Regions from separate parts of the Homo sapiens genome. Here all the other regions are linked to region 1. A link is an interaction called in ENCODE POLR2A ChIA-PET data of the cell type or tissue named here. Cell type or tissue: MCF 10A. All regions are shown on one strand. Each heading gives the region's core, and the rest is flanking DNA. Links, peaks and the distances in the headings are about the cores only. Region 1 has its middle 100 kb from the start of ATP1A1. Region 2 has its middle 15 kb from the start of ATP1A1. Region 3 overlaps MAB21L3 (mab-21 like 3).

Evidence for each region. ChIA-PET counts read pairs that join two places held together with the same protein. Peaks named below come from ENCODE experiments on the same cell type or tissue, not always from the same donor. Only the 100,000 strongest peaks of a DNase experiment are listed, where the experiment ranks them.
Region 2: POLR2A ChIA-PET joins it to region 1 with 5 read pairs; 4 of 35 experiments call an interaction of 5 or more read pairs at or near these places.
Region 3: POLR2A ChIA-PET joins it to region 1 with 5 read pairs; 1 of 35 experiments calls an interaction of 5 or more read pairs at or near these places.

The regions. Positions count from the first base shown.
Region 1 is chr1:116,266,003-116,271,551 of GRCh38, forward strand. No RefSeq gene overlaps it. Among named protein-coding and RNA genes, the nearest start is that of ATP1A1, 100 kb to the right of the region's middle. In MCF 10A, for the core only: no CTCF peak of the experiment used is centred there; a DNase peak (open chromatin) is centred at 2,359.
Region 2 is chr1:116,355,623-116,361,171 of GRCh38, forward strand. No RefSeq gene overlaps it. Among named protein-coding and RNA genes, the nearest start is that of ATP1A1, 15 kb to the right of the region's middle. In MCF 10A, for the core only: no CTCF peak of the experiment used is centred there; no DNase peak of the experiment used is centred there.
Region 3 is chr1:116,129,220-116,134,768 of GRCh38, forward strand. It overlaps MAB21L3 (mab-21 like 3), which reads left to right. Exons shown (of 8, transcript NM_152367.3): 8 at 3,913-5,549. The coding sequence ends at 4,146. Among named protein-coding and RNA genes, the nearest start is that of MAB21L3, 21 kb to the left of the region's middle. In MCF 10A, for the core only: no CTCF peak of the experiment used is centred there; DNase peaks (open chromatin) are centred at 1,362 and 2,812.

The DNA of each region.
Region 1 (5,549 bases), core at 252-5,251:
ATGGTTTTTAGTTTCTGTCTCTAGTAATAAGCAGATAAGAAGGATGAGGAAGGAGCTTTACTGGTCCAACCAGAAACAGAAACTAAGAACCCATGACTGTATTCTCGCCCTTGGACACCCTAAAGCTTCCGGGTAGATAGGCACTGCACCCTGGGCCTGCAGGATGGTCTGGTGCCAGGTGTGGCTGCCTTCTCAGCCCAGTTAGTCTCAGCCTGGGACCCCCTGGCTCTGGGCATGTAGATTTTGGTCTTTCTATTGTTTTCTCCTGGCAAGACAGCAAATCAGAGGGGCTCAAAGAACTCAAGGCAGTTTTCTATTGTCCATAATAGGTGGGAATGGGATTAGCAAGAATACGTAAAATCCACACTCCACCTGCTTCTTAAACAAATCCTTTACTGTAATCACCCACAGGCTCTAACATTGATTGATCTTATGTCCTCTGCCTAATCCTCCTCTGGTGGGTGTATTAATGATGAGAGCCTAAAGGCAGCTGGCAAAGAGAAGGCTAGAGACAGAGTGAAGAAGGGGAAGAACATCTACAAACTGAACCATTAGTCTGAATAATTGAGAGCTGACTCTGTTTGAAATTTGACTTTTATAATGGTTTGGCCAGAGCTGGGGCCCAAGAGGCTCCCTTCTAGCCTCATGATAACAACCATGGGGCCAAAAGCCAGGCCTGCACAGTGCTTTTCTAAATGGAACAGCTGCTGCTATCGTCACCCAAAGGAAGGTGTCTCCCGGGGCCAGCAGTCCCTAAGCAGTCTTTCAGCCATATTATTATGAGTAGGGAAAGGCTCTGAGGCCAGGCCTACGTAGCCTGGAAGGACAATGGCTTATATCAATTGGGGTTGCCATCACAAGAAGGAACATGTTAACTGGGCCACTGGCTTAAAGGCCCTGAATTTTGGAGCTTGGGAGGATTTCGCAGCTTCCTTTGTTTTTCCTTCAATCTTACATGAGAGAGTTTCATGGAATTAAGATTAAGGCAGGGACGGTATTTGCCACAGGTAGCGACTTGCCATCTCTTGGCCAGGTTGGCACCAAGCCCCATTGTGAGTGAACCATAGGCTGGGTCACATTCACTTTGCATTTGTGCGGGTAGCAAGTTGGGTCTATCTGAACACACAATCTGCAAGTTCACTAGCAAAAGAGTTGTTTACTGTACTTCTTTAGCATGTGGGGTCAACTCATTGACCCAGAAGGAGGCCATCAGAGATTTGCAGGAGACAGACTGGGACTCTATCTAAGCTGATTTCCCCTGGCAAATGACTGAATCCCTCCACACTTCAGTTTCCCCTTCTATGAAAAAAGAGGGAAAAATGTTTGCCACTCAGAATTGTTAGGAGGAATATAGGTGATCAAAATTCTTACAATGTCAAGCATGACAGTCAGTAAACTTGTCTTCCCCTTATATACCCAGTGGTAGCTGCATTTGCAGTCTCCTGACAGGGGAGACTGTTCTCTTCCAAAGCAGAGTCCCCAGGCAGGAGCTACTGTTGGCATAAAACCATCTGTTGAATTGTACTGTTGTTGCATGGAAGGCAAGAGGACTCCTAATGTTTGATGTCTTTGGGGCTTTTGCCTTGAAGGACAATGGGGATAGACCTTTGCCTCGGAAAAGGAGCGACTCAAGTACAAGGCAGGTAAAACCATGGAAAGCAACAAAAGATCAGGGGACCCTTAGGCTGCTGTGAAGACCGTACCATGAAAATCGAGATAAGGTGGTGCTTTCCTCAGTCAGCAGGAGCACCCAGTCAAACAGAGCACCTGGCCCCCGCCCAGCGAATGAAGAGTGGTTGATTCATGAAGAGCCTGGAATGGAGACAGCACCTGTCAGAAGAGGTGATGGGGCATGAGTATGTGTACCAGGTTCAGAGTTCGGGCTCCTTCAGTCCAACTGACCAATAGGAGAAAACGCTGAAAAGAGACGGTGATTCAGGGCTGGCAGTGAGGAAGTCCCCAACTTTATCAATGTACCTGAATTATTGTTTGGTTCTTCCTGTCTTTGGCTTTTGATAGTTGTGGTCCTCAGCCAAGAAGAGACAGAGGAAATGGAACAGAGGGTGTTCCTGAGAAATATGGGGGAGGAAGAAGTTATTGTCAACTGGCGCTCCCGCCTGCAATTATTGTGGTGTTGGCGTTCCTCATACTTCCCAGTGCCGTCCCCACCACTCATTGTGCTGGCTTGGAGGCACTCGGTTCAGAGTCTTCAAACCCTCCTCCTCAGCCTTGGCCAGGCTGTCTGTCTCCTCAGGGCAGCCAAAGAAGATGAGCTCATTTCCAGAACCCAAGAGGTGGCTCTGACCCTCTCTTCCCAGTTATTGCTGAAGTTGGGTGGCTGAAACCAGTCAGGGCATCATGCTGGCACCAGGCCAGTCTTGCATCAGGCAAATCTGCTGACTCATCTCTCTCTTCTAAACAAGCTCTGAGAGTTGGCATGCAGGAAGCAGCACCAAGGAGTCTGATGGCGTGGGCCACCTGGCAGGGACTGACCAAGGGGAGGCGAGGAGCAGCAGCCACCTGCCACCCCAATCCCACATTCTTCTAACAGCACCAGGGACAGAAAATATGTGCCTACCCAAGAATTTCAGGGCCACAAGTAGAAACAAGTATATCATAACAGGGAAGGTTGCAACATGAGAAATATGCTTTCCCTGAGAAAAGTGGATAACTTGACTTGAATGATCTTCAAAAATTATGTTTGGTGTTTGGAAAAGCTTAGTGGATTCTTTAAAAAGAGCTACACATTAATATTTGCAAATAAAAGATATACAAAGAATAAAACAAAAAAAATGGCCCATAATCTCCTCTCCCCCAACCTCAGATAATTGTAGAAGTACTTGATTAGATAATATATATGTACAAAATAAAAAGTGAAAGCTCCCATCCCCTGACTTATCCCTCTCTTAAACGCACATTTTTACGTGCTTTTTCTTTCTTTCCCATGGGAAAACAATGTATGTATACCCCTACATTTCCATTTGTCCTTAAACATCTTTAGTGTACCAAAACCGCCTCAGGTTTGCACAACTTCATGGAACACCAACCACATTGTACTTTAGGGTGTCTTGAACAGGGGCAATATTCCCATAGCACACAGTGTGAATGGTGCCCACCAGAGCCGCACAGTGTGGTAGGAGTGCTGTTTCCACATCATAGTATATCCTGGAGCTCTTTTCAGATCAATACATACGGATCTATCTCATTTTCTTTTAAACATCTGGTTTCATAGATTCTATCATTTGGATGTACCATCATTTCTTCAACCAGTCCCCTGTGGGTAGACAATTCATTTCCTCCTTCCTCAATTATAAGAACACTCCAATTAGCATCCTTGTACAAATATATTAGCAAACTCTTGTGAATGTCCGTAGAATAAAGTCTTACCATTGGGATTCTTAAGTACATACATCTTAATTTTATAGACATTGCCTAATCAATAACTTCATTTTAAAGAACAACTACTCCAAGGAGCAAAACAGTTTCCCTGACTTAATTCCTCCCTTGAAGGAAGGTGAAAAGGATTTACCTGACATTGTAACAGAGTCCCTTTATGACCAAAAACAAGATTAACTGGGTATGAATACAGATTGGGTGAATAAGAGAGAGGTGGATTGGATGAGGAAGAATAAAGAAAATTCTTTAGAATTTACAAAGGACTGTCATCTTAACCACTGATATGAAGAAAGGTGGACAAAAGGGCTTAAAAGGCCTCTTATTCTCTATAACTTGGTTGTTCACCCTAGAGGGACTTTGTCGTTCATGAGTTAGTGACATGTTGCATCTATAGACTCATCATACATCAGTGAGAGCCACCAAGCAGCTCAGAAAAGAAATGGAGGTTTAACCATGCGCTCTATGCTTTTACTGTATGTGCTAGGATTTTCTCAGAGATTCCATTATTGAATGTGTGTTTCACTTACCTACTGTAGCTCTACAATAAAGCAACATTATCTCTCATCCTTCTGTGGGTTGACTGGACTCAGCTGAGTGGTTCTCACTTGGGGTCTCCCATGTCATTGCAGTCATATGCGGGCTCTTGTTTCAAATGGAATTTCCCAAAGTAATTTGTAACTTTCCCCCAGCCTCCTGTAGCTATTATTCTCCTGAAGACAGGAGGATGGAGGATTGGCCGTTAGTGTTTGGGTCACAAGAGACATACCTAACTCAAACTGACTTAAAGGAAAAGATGAATTTACTGGCTTAGGTAACTTCAGGAATACTTCAGGAGTACCTAGATCTAGCTGTTAAAATAATCTTATTAGGAATTTGTTTCTTTCCATCTCTCAAATTATTTTTTTCCTCTATTAGGTTCTTTCTCAAATAATGCCACCAAGTGCTCCAGGCTTAAGATTAACAACCTTGGGAAAAAGAAAACATCTCTCCCAGTGGCCTCAGCACCATCCTGAAGCTTTTATTGGACTGAGTGGGTCACATGTATATCTCTGAACAAATCTTCATGGCCAGGAGAAGGGGATGCACTGGCCAAGCCTGGGCATTTGGCCAACCTCTGGGTCTGGGAGATGGAATCAGCTTCCCCCTAATTGTATGAACTGATATTAAGAGTGAATTACTTAGTAAAATGAATGTGGAAGAAGGGAGACTGTAGGCAAAGACAAAAGATGTCTACCTATAAGGTCCTTACCTGGGACTGGTGTGACAATGCTTGGGAACAAGTCACGCTTTGGGTGAACCTGTGGTTCAATTGGCTTTTGAATCCTCAGCTGTGATTAGGAGAACACTGAGACTTTTTCACCTTTGACAGTGGTCAGTAGATATATAGAATCATGGAATCATTCAATGGCTGAGACCCTGAGGACCACTGACTCCAATCCCCCACCTAGTGGTTGAGTCCCTTCCACAGCTCCTCTGCAAACACTTAGAAATGCTCGGTGGCAGGATGTTTGCTCACTGCCTTCAAAAGCAATCTCTTCCATTATTAGGCATCTCTATGTGTTTTTAAAGTTATTATAAAGTAAAGTAAATACTAACCATCTAAAATTGACTCCTACATGTTAGACACTGGGCTGTACACTTTACATGTCTTATTTCAACTTCATTTTACAATATTCCTGTGAAAAGAGTTACTGTTATTAGCCCTGCTTTACAGAAGAGGAAACTAAGAGCAGGAGAAATTAAGTAACTTGGGTATTTTGAGGACAAAAATCCTCATGGTATACCTCTGCATTGTGAAGGTCTGCCATTCTGTAATTTTTACCCATTGATCTTATACTTTGGCCTTTTGGAGTTATTTGGATAACTCTTCAAATAATTTCAGACAGCTACAACATATCTCCTAGGGCTTCAGTCTTCTAAGGTAAGCATCCATATACCTTCTTACATTCTGAATGTAAAGTGGTTTACAGAGATTTCACCAGATGCCCTTCTCTGGGCATGCAGAAGTATGCCTCTTAAAATGTGCTTAAAACCCACTCTGGGCCAGGCAGGTGCCTCACGCCTGTAATCCTAGCACTTTGGGAGGCCAAGGCGGGTGGATTGCCTGAGCTCAGGAGTTCAAGACCAGCCTGGGCAACATGGTGAAATCCCAT
Region 2 (5,549 bases), core at 346-5,345, 90 kb after region 1:
TACTCTGTCACCTAGGCTGAAGTGCAGTGGCACAAACACAGCTCACTTCAGCCACGACCTCCTGGGCCCAAGCAATCCTCCCGCTTCAGCCTCCCAAGTAGCAGGGACTACAGATGCACACCACCATGTCCAGCTAATTTTTATATTTTTTGTAGAGACGGGGTTTCGCTATGTTGCCCAAGCTGGTCTTGAACACCTGAGCTCAAGTGATCTGCCAACCTCTGCCTCCCAAAGTGCTGGAATTACAGGTGTGAGCCACCACACTCAGCCTTGTGTGTTTTCTGAATCAAAATGAATGTATACTTTTCCATAAGCAACACAAGGACTCAATTACAATGCATGAGTTTGTTCATGGCTAGGCACAGTGGCTCATGCCTATAATTTTAGCACTTTGGGAAGGTGAGGCAGGTGGATAGCTTGAGCCCAGGAGTTTGAGACTAACCTGGGCAACATGGCAAAACCCCATCTCTACAAAATACGCAAAAAATTAGCTGGGTATGGTGGAGCATGCCTATAATCCCACCTTCCTGAGAGGCTGAGGTGGGAGGATCACCTGGGCCTGGGAGGTGGAGGTTGTAGTGAGCCAATATCATTGCTACACTCCAGCCTGGGCTACAGCGTGAGACTCTGTCTCGAAAGAAAGAAAGGAAGGAAGGAAGGAAGGAAGGAAGGAAGGAAGGAAGGAAGGAAGGAAGGAAGGAAGGAAGGAAGGAAGGAAAGACAGAGAGAGAGAGAGAGGGAGGGAGGGAGGGAGGAAGGAAGGAAGGTTGTTAAAAATAAGCACGTCAAGAATAAAACTAAAGTAGAAGACTTATAAGACTATATTTTCATTTTTCATAATCAACATATGTATCTCTAATACACACATGAAAAGTTCTTAAAAGTAAGCACTGCCACTCAGCTTTGCATCATAGTAGTAGCCACTTTTAATAGATTTCTGTTTTAAAAGAACAAGATTGATGAGAAAAGAAAGTATATACAATGTTACTGAAAAATGTAGACATGTCTATGTAGGATTTTCTATTGCATTTTGATTCTTTCTAATTTCACTCTCAGTGAGACATTTATTCTGGACATTCTGGACGTTATTAACCATCATCTTTATGTACTAATTACTTTACCCATAACTATTCATATTCCAACTCTTTTTTGAAAAGCCTTTTGGATATTCCCAAACCACTCTGACCTTTCCCCTCCTGGGAAGTTTCCATGCAGTACTGAATCACTCATTCTCTTAGGTCCACGTCATATCCTTCCTATTTTGTGCAGGGCCCCTTTTTGTTTTATTTTCTCCTTTTCACCCTACAGCCTCAGTTCTCACTTCTCTCCCTTCTCCAGCACCCACTCTACTGTATTTAATGTGTGTCCTTCCAGTCCAAATTGCAAATGTTTGTTTAGATAAATGTATACCATAAGAAAGTCTTTATATGTCTTTGCTTTTAAATTACATAAATTACATTGTGCTAGAAATCTTACTTGATTTCTAACTTTAATTCCTTCAACATCGTGTTTTTGAGAGATATCTGTGTGTTACATGTCGATCTAATTTAATACTTCTGCCTGCTGCACCCTTTTCTGTCAAATGCACACACCAAACATCATCTATGTACTTCAGGATGGACCCTCATCCTGAAAAACTCTTTCATGAACCTCCTTGCAAATTTACTGTACTTACTGTTTTATATGAGGATCAGGGAAACTGTCCATAGAGAGAAATTTTCTTTTCTTTTTTTGAGACAGGGTCTTGCTCTGTCACCCAGGCTGGAGCACAGCGGTGTGATCTTGGCTCACTGCCACCTCTGCCTCCCAGGTTTAAGCTATTCTCCCACCTCAGCCTCCCAAGTAGCTGGGACTACAGGCATGTGCCACCATGTCCAGCTAGTTGTTTCTATTCTAGTAGTGACAGTGTTTCGCCATGTTGGCCAGGCTGGTCTCCTGGCCTCAAGTGATCCATCCACCTCAGTTTCCACTATGGACAGTTTCTCTGAGGCATGTACTCAGAAAGGAGATTGCTGAGTCATAGGATCATGCATACAAGATTTCTATAAAAATTGCTATATTGCTTTCTGGAAGAGCTATAGTAATTTACCTTCCCACACCAGCAGGGCAAAGGTTTTGTTCCAACTTATACTCAATAGCCCTTGGTGTTGTCTGATTGTGTAGATTTTGCCAATCTGATGGATTTGAAGTACCATCTCAATAGTGCTCTGTTGTGCTGTTCTCTGATTGATGGTTAGGTTGAGTATCTATGTCTTCAGGAGATTATAAACCACTCAGGATTCCCCTTCTGTGAATTGCCTATCCGCATCGTCTTTTTTTCTATCACTTTTTTCTATCTTTATTATTGCTGACCTGCATTAATCTCTGGTACATTCTAGCTATTGATACCTTTAAAGTTTTAGGCATTGCAAAGACTTCTAGAATGTCACCAGTCACTTGTCACTGTTAACTTTGTTCACGATGCCCTTCATTGAACACAAGTCTTTCATTTTTGATTAGTGTACAATTCGTCAATTTATTTCTTGACAGCTTGAGCATATGAGGCTTTATTTAATAATTTTTCTACCACCCAAGGGCAAACAGATATTCCCCTACATTTTCTTCTATTCACTTTACAGGTTTCCTTTCACATTTTGAAATTACTCCATTTTGAGCTTTTTTTTTAAATGGGTCAATATAGGGATTCAACTGTATTTTTCTCCCTATAGTAATACTTTTCTCTGAAGTATTTTCTAAATTGGCCTTTTCTTTTGCTATGCACTTGTCAAGCTGTCCCCATCATTACTTATTTTTCACAGATGCACAGTTTGATTTGGGGACTTTTCATTTTTCCCTTTCGTCTCTTTGCTTATTCTGCACCTAAACTTTATAACATCAGTTACTATGTCTTTCTCAAATCTCATTTTCTAGTAAAATGGTTCTATTCTTTTGTTCTTTTTCAAAATTGCTTAGTTACTCAAGAGCCTTTATGCTTTCTTATAAAATTTAAAATCAGTTTACCATAATTTCAGAAATTCCTACTGTGATTTTGATTGGAATTGTCATGAAATACATAAAACAATCTGGAGACAAATGACATAATAGCAACAATAAATTGCCCTAGTCATTTATTTAGGTCTTTTCTTTTTTCTTTTAATAGAGCAATAGAGCTAAAATGTTTTTCTCAGTAAAAATTCATACATTCTTTATTACTATAATACCAGACACTCTTGTTGCTTCAGTAAATTATATCTTTATATATAATTTTATAAATTCATGCTATATTTGATATTTGTACCCTGTGGTGTCTTCAGGGCTGCATATGAGAAGAGGGAGCCAACACCTGAGGGATATGCCCTCTTGTTTGTAATCATATTTAATATCTATATATTCATGCACATATTCAACATCTTGTTCCATTGGTAACTAGTGGTCCCAATAAAACTGGAATCTTCATTAAGATGATTACCTGAATACTAAATTTCATATTACTTTCCTAAAGACTTAGTTCAGTGCTATATACACATAGACAGGAGACAGCTATAGCCTGAGAGGTACACAGCTGAACTGAAATCAAAAGACTTGAGTGAAATCTTTTCTGTACCTCTGACTCTGAGCCAGGCCATAATCCCTCTGAATCTCAGCTTCCTCATTCCTAACACATGATTAATGAGGTTGTCACAAAAATTCAAAGAGAAAATAGATTTATCATGCACAGAATTTGACATGTGGAACCAATGCCCTGCTATTTGAATCTAAAGGCAAGAAATGCTTAAATCAGCTACAGCCAAAGAAGAGTAATGGCAGGAAAGCATTATAACTTCAAAAACTGTTTTCCAGTGGTTAAACATTATTACCAAAGTTACTTCAGTCAAAGACATCAAAGAAAATTTATAATCTTGTCTCCAGATAACATGTACGTTCATCAGTTGCGGCTGAAAAGAAAAGTTCCCACCACCCTGAAGACCATCACTGGCCCTGGACTTCCTAAAGCAGCCCAAGAAACATTTTCTCTGGAAATCTGGTCTTTTGTGTGAGAGTGAAAGCTACTGTGGGTGTTGCAATACTTTTCCTCTGCAAAGAGATGATTTTAGCAGAATCCCAAATAGCACAATAGAATTATCTGTATTCATATGCAAATAAGCACATTTTAAAATATAGTTGAAACAAATAGGAATCCCTTTTATTTCCAATCTCATCTCATGTTTCCATAATGGAGATACTGGGATTAAAGATGATTATAAAGTGAATGTAGATTTGTGAGAAGTAGGCTATCATGAGAAATGCTGGGGGTGTGGAGCCCTTGCAAACACTTCCCAGGATCCGAAAGCAGAAAGGATAGAGGAAAGGCATTAGACTAAGCCATGAGAGTCATGGCAGGAAGAGGATTTGAAGAATGAAGCTTGCAGCACTCTTGTTGAAAGACTGAAGGTAAATGACTGGGCACCTCTTCAATAGCAGCCCTCACTGACCACACTAACAAAAATATTCCCCACACAGCCCCACCTCCTCCCTAGTTACTCTATCATACCACCACCACCTGCTTCATGGTTCTCTTTGAGCTGATAACTATGTTGTATTATCTTGCTTATTTGTTTGTTTGTTTGTTTCCTTTGCTGTTATTTATTTCTTCCACTAGGCTGGAAACTCTGGAGGAACAGGGACATGGCCTATCTTGTTCATGTGCCTCGATCAGTGCTAAGCACAGAATGGACATTCAATAAATGCTATTTGAATGCAAAAAGGGAGTCCAGATCTATCAGAAATGAGGTAATAGCTGTTTCTTGATTTTTTTACATCACACATGGGCATTAGAGGATCTTTGTGGTAGGAAGTAAAATGAGAGGATAGAAACTTACTATAAGGTGCTTTTGTGGAACAAACAACTGTTCAGGTAAGTGCCATCTCAAGCAGTGCTTTGAATTGATCTGCCTGTAACCCTAGGAAAAAAAAAAAGGATGACCATACATTGGCCCTGACCTGTGAATCTACACATTCCTGGGTTTATCTTTCAGATAATTACTGTGGAGTAATATGAGACATAGAGTCTATGGCAATGGCCTTGAATAAATGAGTAATGCAACAAGTTATAAAGTTCTTAAAAGAAAGCCTGAGTATATCTCCTCATTCTTTTGTGCTTCTCTAGCCTATTTCCTTTACATATGGTGGCTGGAGTTGTGAGGGGTGAATTTCTATAAAGTAATAATCGATTGTTCTGTTTTTCCTTTGCTCATACCCCTCTCACTTTATTTTTTGAGGGAGAGAACAAAGAGAATAGGACGGGAAAAATGTCAGACTTCTAATGAAATTACAATTAAAAAAAAAAGAAAGTGATAACACTAAAACCATAAGGCAAACCAGCAGGGGGTGTTAAAGATAAAATTACCACTCAGAAGTCAATGGAAATGTAGTTACAGGCAATTATTGCATGTTCTCTGAGTCTCTTATAAGTGAATTGACCTTTAAAAATAAAATTGCTCTTGATTGTTTTTTAAATCTCATTTTCTGTGCTTCTGAGATTATTTCCAACTGATGTCCATATACTTTTAAAATCTCCAAATGGATTATTA
Region 3 (5,549 bases), core at 257-5,256, 140 kb before region 1:
ACCTGGACTGGGCAGTCAGGGGGCCTCCCTGGAGAGGGGGCCTTTGACCACCCTCCCGACTCCCTCTTTCTCAAATTGTGAACCACACAGAGTGAAGTGTACTCTCATGTAGCAGCTCTGTGCAGCCTGCTGGAGTAGGGAGGTAGGAGACTCTTGCAGGACACCCCAGCCCAGCCTAGCTAGTGTGGGCTGTGAAGCCTAGCTTCAGCCCTCCTCCCTGGCCCCAGAAAGGATGGACTCCCTTTCTACTCAGGTAAGCACAAGTCCCTGGGGCAGTCACCTATCTGTGAGGTGCCTTCCTCACATACCTCTTCCTTCTCTCATTCGATGGACAAAACTGTCTTCCAGCCCCATGTTACTCTGTCTGCTCTAAAGTAACTTATTGAAGGACAGATACCACATTGATCTTGTCCAGCTGGCATGCTGACCTAACTCGATGTTCTTATTCATTGGGAGAAGGTGAACAAAACCCCCATTATCTCTCCCAATGCTTTGTACATAGTAGCGCATTAAATATTTGTTGAGCAAATGAATGAGTGGCTTCACATCTTACTCAACTTTTCTCTTTTTTTCGCACAAAATCACTAACCTTGCTTCACCTTCTTATCTTTCCAATAACCTGTCCATTTTGACCTGCGGAAGAATCTGTTAACATCTCATTCACATGCACTGGGGCTTTTCTCTGGAGTTCCAACATTCTCAACGTGTCCCAAGCACACTTCCCTAAAAACACGCAGGCTGTTCTCCTGGATGGAGGGCATGTGCTTGCAGAAGATACTTTGATTCTTTCTGTGGATTTAGCTTCTCTTGCTTTCCTTTATACAGGCCACACTAGAAGAGGCAGAGCTGAGACGCAAACTCAAGTCTATCTCATATCAAAACCTCATAACCTTAACGATTGACTTCATTACCTCTCAATTAAGATGGATGGAAATACCATTCGGTGACATGAATATTTCAGGCAGGATTGAATGGGGCCACCATGGATCTCCCAGCCATGGCTGCTTGCAAATCTGTACTCCCCACAAGGGCTGACTTCTATTCTGATGGCTCCTAAGTCACCTGGTGGATTTTAAGGCAACTCCTTAAGGATTCTCTGTTTCAATCCTCCCTGACCCACCTGTGTGGCACAATAGGGCATCCTCAAGGATGGGCATTTTTTTTAAGTGGGCTATTTCTGGAGTAAGATAAACAGAAAGTGCTAACTGCCTTTTTCTCTGGTCTTCCATCCTTAGTCCACAGACAGAATTATCTCCCATTTAGGCATCCCTGCCCTTGAAATGAATGTGGCTGGTGATAAATGTGGTGCTAGACACCATCCCAGATGATGACTTGAGTGTGCTGGATCCTTGCCAAATCTTCATTTTGAGGAAAGTGGAAGAGGTTGGGTTGCAAAACAGCATTAGGAAGCTGTGGCACTCAGCCTTGCCTCACCTTAAGTCTGACACTCTCTTACAAGGCCCTCACCTTCTCCCCAAAAAGGCTCTGCCCCAAGACTATTTCATGTGAAGCAAAAGCTTATCTTTTATTGCCTTATTTATTCCTAAAACCCACTCAAAATACATTGGCTTGCTTATAATGAGCTTAACTGCCCCAGTTTGCTTAGGGAGATAAAAGCTTAATTAACAAGAGGAATTAACATTTTTTCTGGTATCTAGGTTATCTTCGCTTGCATGAAATTATCTCTAACTCATTTATTCATAATAACGTAATCTAAATACATAGTTGCTATGAACTTACAACTGCTCTAAAAAATAAAGACTGTATAAAAATAACCCAATATCTAAACCATAACATTAATGGATAATTCATTAATTCACTTATTCAATAAATGTTTATTAACTTCCTCTCATGGGCTAGCCTTTGCTGGGTACTGGGTAGCTTAATAGTGAATAAAAATAGGCATCATTCACTGCTCTCATAAAGTTTATAATCCAGTAGGGGAAATGATAAAATTAATCACATAAATATAAAAACTACTACTGTTGTCGCTGCTTCTTATGAGAAGTACATGACTAAGAGAGTGTGCAATGGGTGTACTAGGGAAATTTGATCTGATGGACAAAGAAGGGAAAGAAGTGTGCCCTATGCAGCCGAAGCAGGATGTGCAAAGGCTCTGTGGTAGAAGGGAGCATGAAATGGCTGGTGTGGCTACATGAAGAGAGCAAGGGAGGACACAGGTCAAGATGAGTCTGGAAAGGAAGGCAGGGACCAAACCTTATAAACCACACCACATTAAGGATGATGTTTTTAGCTAACAAACAATGGGAAGACCTTGAAGTATTTTATTTTATTAATTTTTTTTTTGTTTTTGAGACGGAGTCTCGCTTTGTTGCCCAGGCTGGAGTGCAGCGGCATGATCTTGGCTCACTGCAAGCTCCACCTTCTGGGTTCACGCCATTCTCCTGCCTTAGCCTCCCAAGTAGCTGGGACTACAGGCACCCGCCACCACGCCTGGCTAATTTTTTGTATTTTTAGTAGAGATGGGGTTTCACCGTGTTAGCCAGGATGGGACCTTGAAGTATTTTAGATGAGAAGGGAAGTAGATGTATATTGGCAGCAGTATGGATGGTGATAATTTGGATGGTGGCAAGAACAGGGATGGGCTGATGAGATCGCTACTGCAGAGGTCCAGTGAGATGTGGAGGCAGTGTGGAGGGGGATGGTAGAATAATACTGGAGGTGAAGGTAAATGGGTAGACTCGAGAAATACTTAGACAAGAGGATTACAGGACTTGACTGGGGACGGTAAGGGAGAAGGGCGACTCCTAGGTTTTCGTGTTGCACAACTAGCTAGTTAAGCAACTCTGGAGGCAGATCAGGTTTGTGCAGGAAGAGCAGGGGTTCAGTTTGGGCATGTTGGGACTGAGATAACTTTCAGATACTCAAGAGATACACGATAAGCAGGTCAGAGGAGAAGTCTGGGCTGGAGACACAAATTTGCAAGTCATTCATATGTAGTGAGAATTAGAGCTGCTGTGGTGGAGGCAACATAGAGCTGAGGAATGAATGTAGACTGAGAGGAGAAGAGGGCCTAGAATTGAGCCTCCAGAAACTCCACTTCTCAAAGGCAGGCCAAGGAGTAAAAGCCTGCCAGGGAGGCGCTGTAATGCTAGGAGAAAAAACCCAGAGAGCAGATTGCTTGGAAGTCAAGTGAAGGATGGCTCAGGAGGGAGGGTGTGGGCGAGAGAACCAGGTCTGCTGAAAGGTCAGGTAAGGTGCAGGCTGACAAAGGCCTATTAGATTTAGAAAAGTGGAGATCACTGGGCCTTGACGAGAGGAGCCTTTGAGGATTAATGAGAGAAGAATCCATATTGGAGCAGACTGAGGCAAGAAATGGGAGGAGAGGAAATGACCACAAATAATAGAGCCGACTCTCCAGAGAAGCCTGGATTTGCAGAGGGAAGAGTGAGGGCAGGAGGCAGATGTGGGGTTGGGGTTGCAGGAGAGCTCTCAACTTGTGAAAAGCAGTTGAGGAAGAGGGTAATCAGTCATATACAGTTCCTGGAAGATGGGATCCAGGGCCCTGTGGAGGGATCAGCCCCACAGGCAGAAGAGGCAGAAGCAGGGAGGAAGAGAGGTGGGTGCCGCAGTAGGCAAGATCTGTCTGGTTTGGGAGGATGAGGGGTTCCATTTTCCCCGTAAAGTAGGAGGCAAAGACATTGCCTGGATTAGTGAACATTGGAAATGTTGGAGGAGAGTGAGGGAATAGATTAGGGAAGAGGTGCGGGAGACCAGCTGGTAAACTGAAGGCCCACCTGAAGTTGGGGATTGTGAATTCATGGTAGATCCAGTCTGCCCAGGCAACTCTTTTCTCCCTCCTTCCAAGGCCACATAAGCTCAATAATTGTTTCCAAGCTATCCTCCTCAATTGCCCGAAACAATGTCTGACAGCACTTCTCCCTTCCACAGACTGTGCTCTTTTGGACCTGCGAGAAATATCCCCACTTTAAAGACTGGCAGGTCTTCAGCAAAGCATTTCTGCGCCTGGTGAGGAAACTGCACAAGTGCGTGAGCCAGCACTTCCTGAAACACTATTTCGTCCGGAACAGCAACCTCTTTCAGTGCACCAACCCGACTGAACTGGACACTGTGGCCCAAAAGCTGGCCACCTTCCTGAAGAACCCCCAGATCGGCCCGCCCTGATGGTTGCCCCGGCCTGGGAGGCTCTTGGACATTTTATTCTGGCTTAACATTGTTCTTTGGATGGTTCCTCAGTCAGGTGCCAGGATCCTGCCTAGGAGAAAGGCCACGAATGGCAGCGGAAATTACATCAAACCAGAAACACTTCAGCAGGGGGAAAACTGTGCCCCAGGATGTCTGGCCCAGGCCTCCCTGGAGCCCAGCAAGCATTTCTGCCCTAGCTAATTCTCCTGGAGACAGCTCTCATCAGGCTTCCCCAGGCACAGATTTGGAACTGGTGACAGTTCTGAACTTAGTTTCCCTTGTTCAGGCTGTGATCGTCTCACAGTGAAGATGGAGACAGAACCCCTGGAAGTCTGGACATGAGCCTGCTGGCCAATACTGTGCCCAGCCCACTGATCATGGGCACATTCTCCTGCCATTTGTAAAATGGGAATGTTAACGTGCCTACCTCTGAGCAGGGCTGTGTGCCTATGAAACTGTGCTGGCGCCTTTTCAAGGGGAAGGCATTGGATCAACACAAAGTGTTCCTGGTTGGTTGAGTAGCTGGTGTTTGCATCCTGGATCGGTACCCACAGCACTGACGCAAAATTGCACCTGATGAGTTAGTGAGCCTGTGCTTCCTTGCTGCCCTCCAGCTTCCTTAGCATGTGGGTCAGTGGCTCCTGATGTTCTGTCTGCTTCGCTGGTATTCTCTAAGCAGGGAGGGGAATGGTTTTGATGATAAGTGTAAGTCAAAGATGAAAGTACAACTCTTGGCCTGATCCCAACCATAGCCCTCTCTTTGCTTCCCATGCCATGGGCCATGGATGGAACTTCCTTATATATTTATGTAAATAACCTAGTACTATGATCTGCATGGAGTGACCTTAGGTGTCTGTCACTGCTCAGTGTGTTCCTTTGCTCACTTCATTCACTCACTCACTCATTGACAAATAATGCTCATTAGGCACCGGGAACACAGCAAAGAGCAAAGTGGATGAGGACCTCCCCCTGGGGATGCCACCTAATGGTGGAGACAAGAAATGAACGACAGATAAACACGCACAGTTATTACAGATGGAAGCAAGTGCTTCAAAGGAAATAAACAGAATGTTGAAGTAGAGTCCACAGAAAGGTCCCCGAAGGATGAAAATGCAAATAGCTGAAGGGGAAGGAAAAGTGACCAAAGGCAGGCATGGTGGGGCTGGCATGAGTCAGAGCACCTGGCCTTGTAAAGCCAGGAAGGAATCAGTATTTTATTCTAAGATCAAAGGTGTGACATTTGGCCTCTCCAGAAGCAGAAGAGTATCACGATCTGACTGCATTTTAAACAATTGTTCTGGTAACTGCATGAAGAAGGTCTGGGGACTCACACAGGAGCTGGGCACTGAGTGCTCTTGAGCCACCCATTTGGAATTTCACAG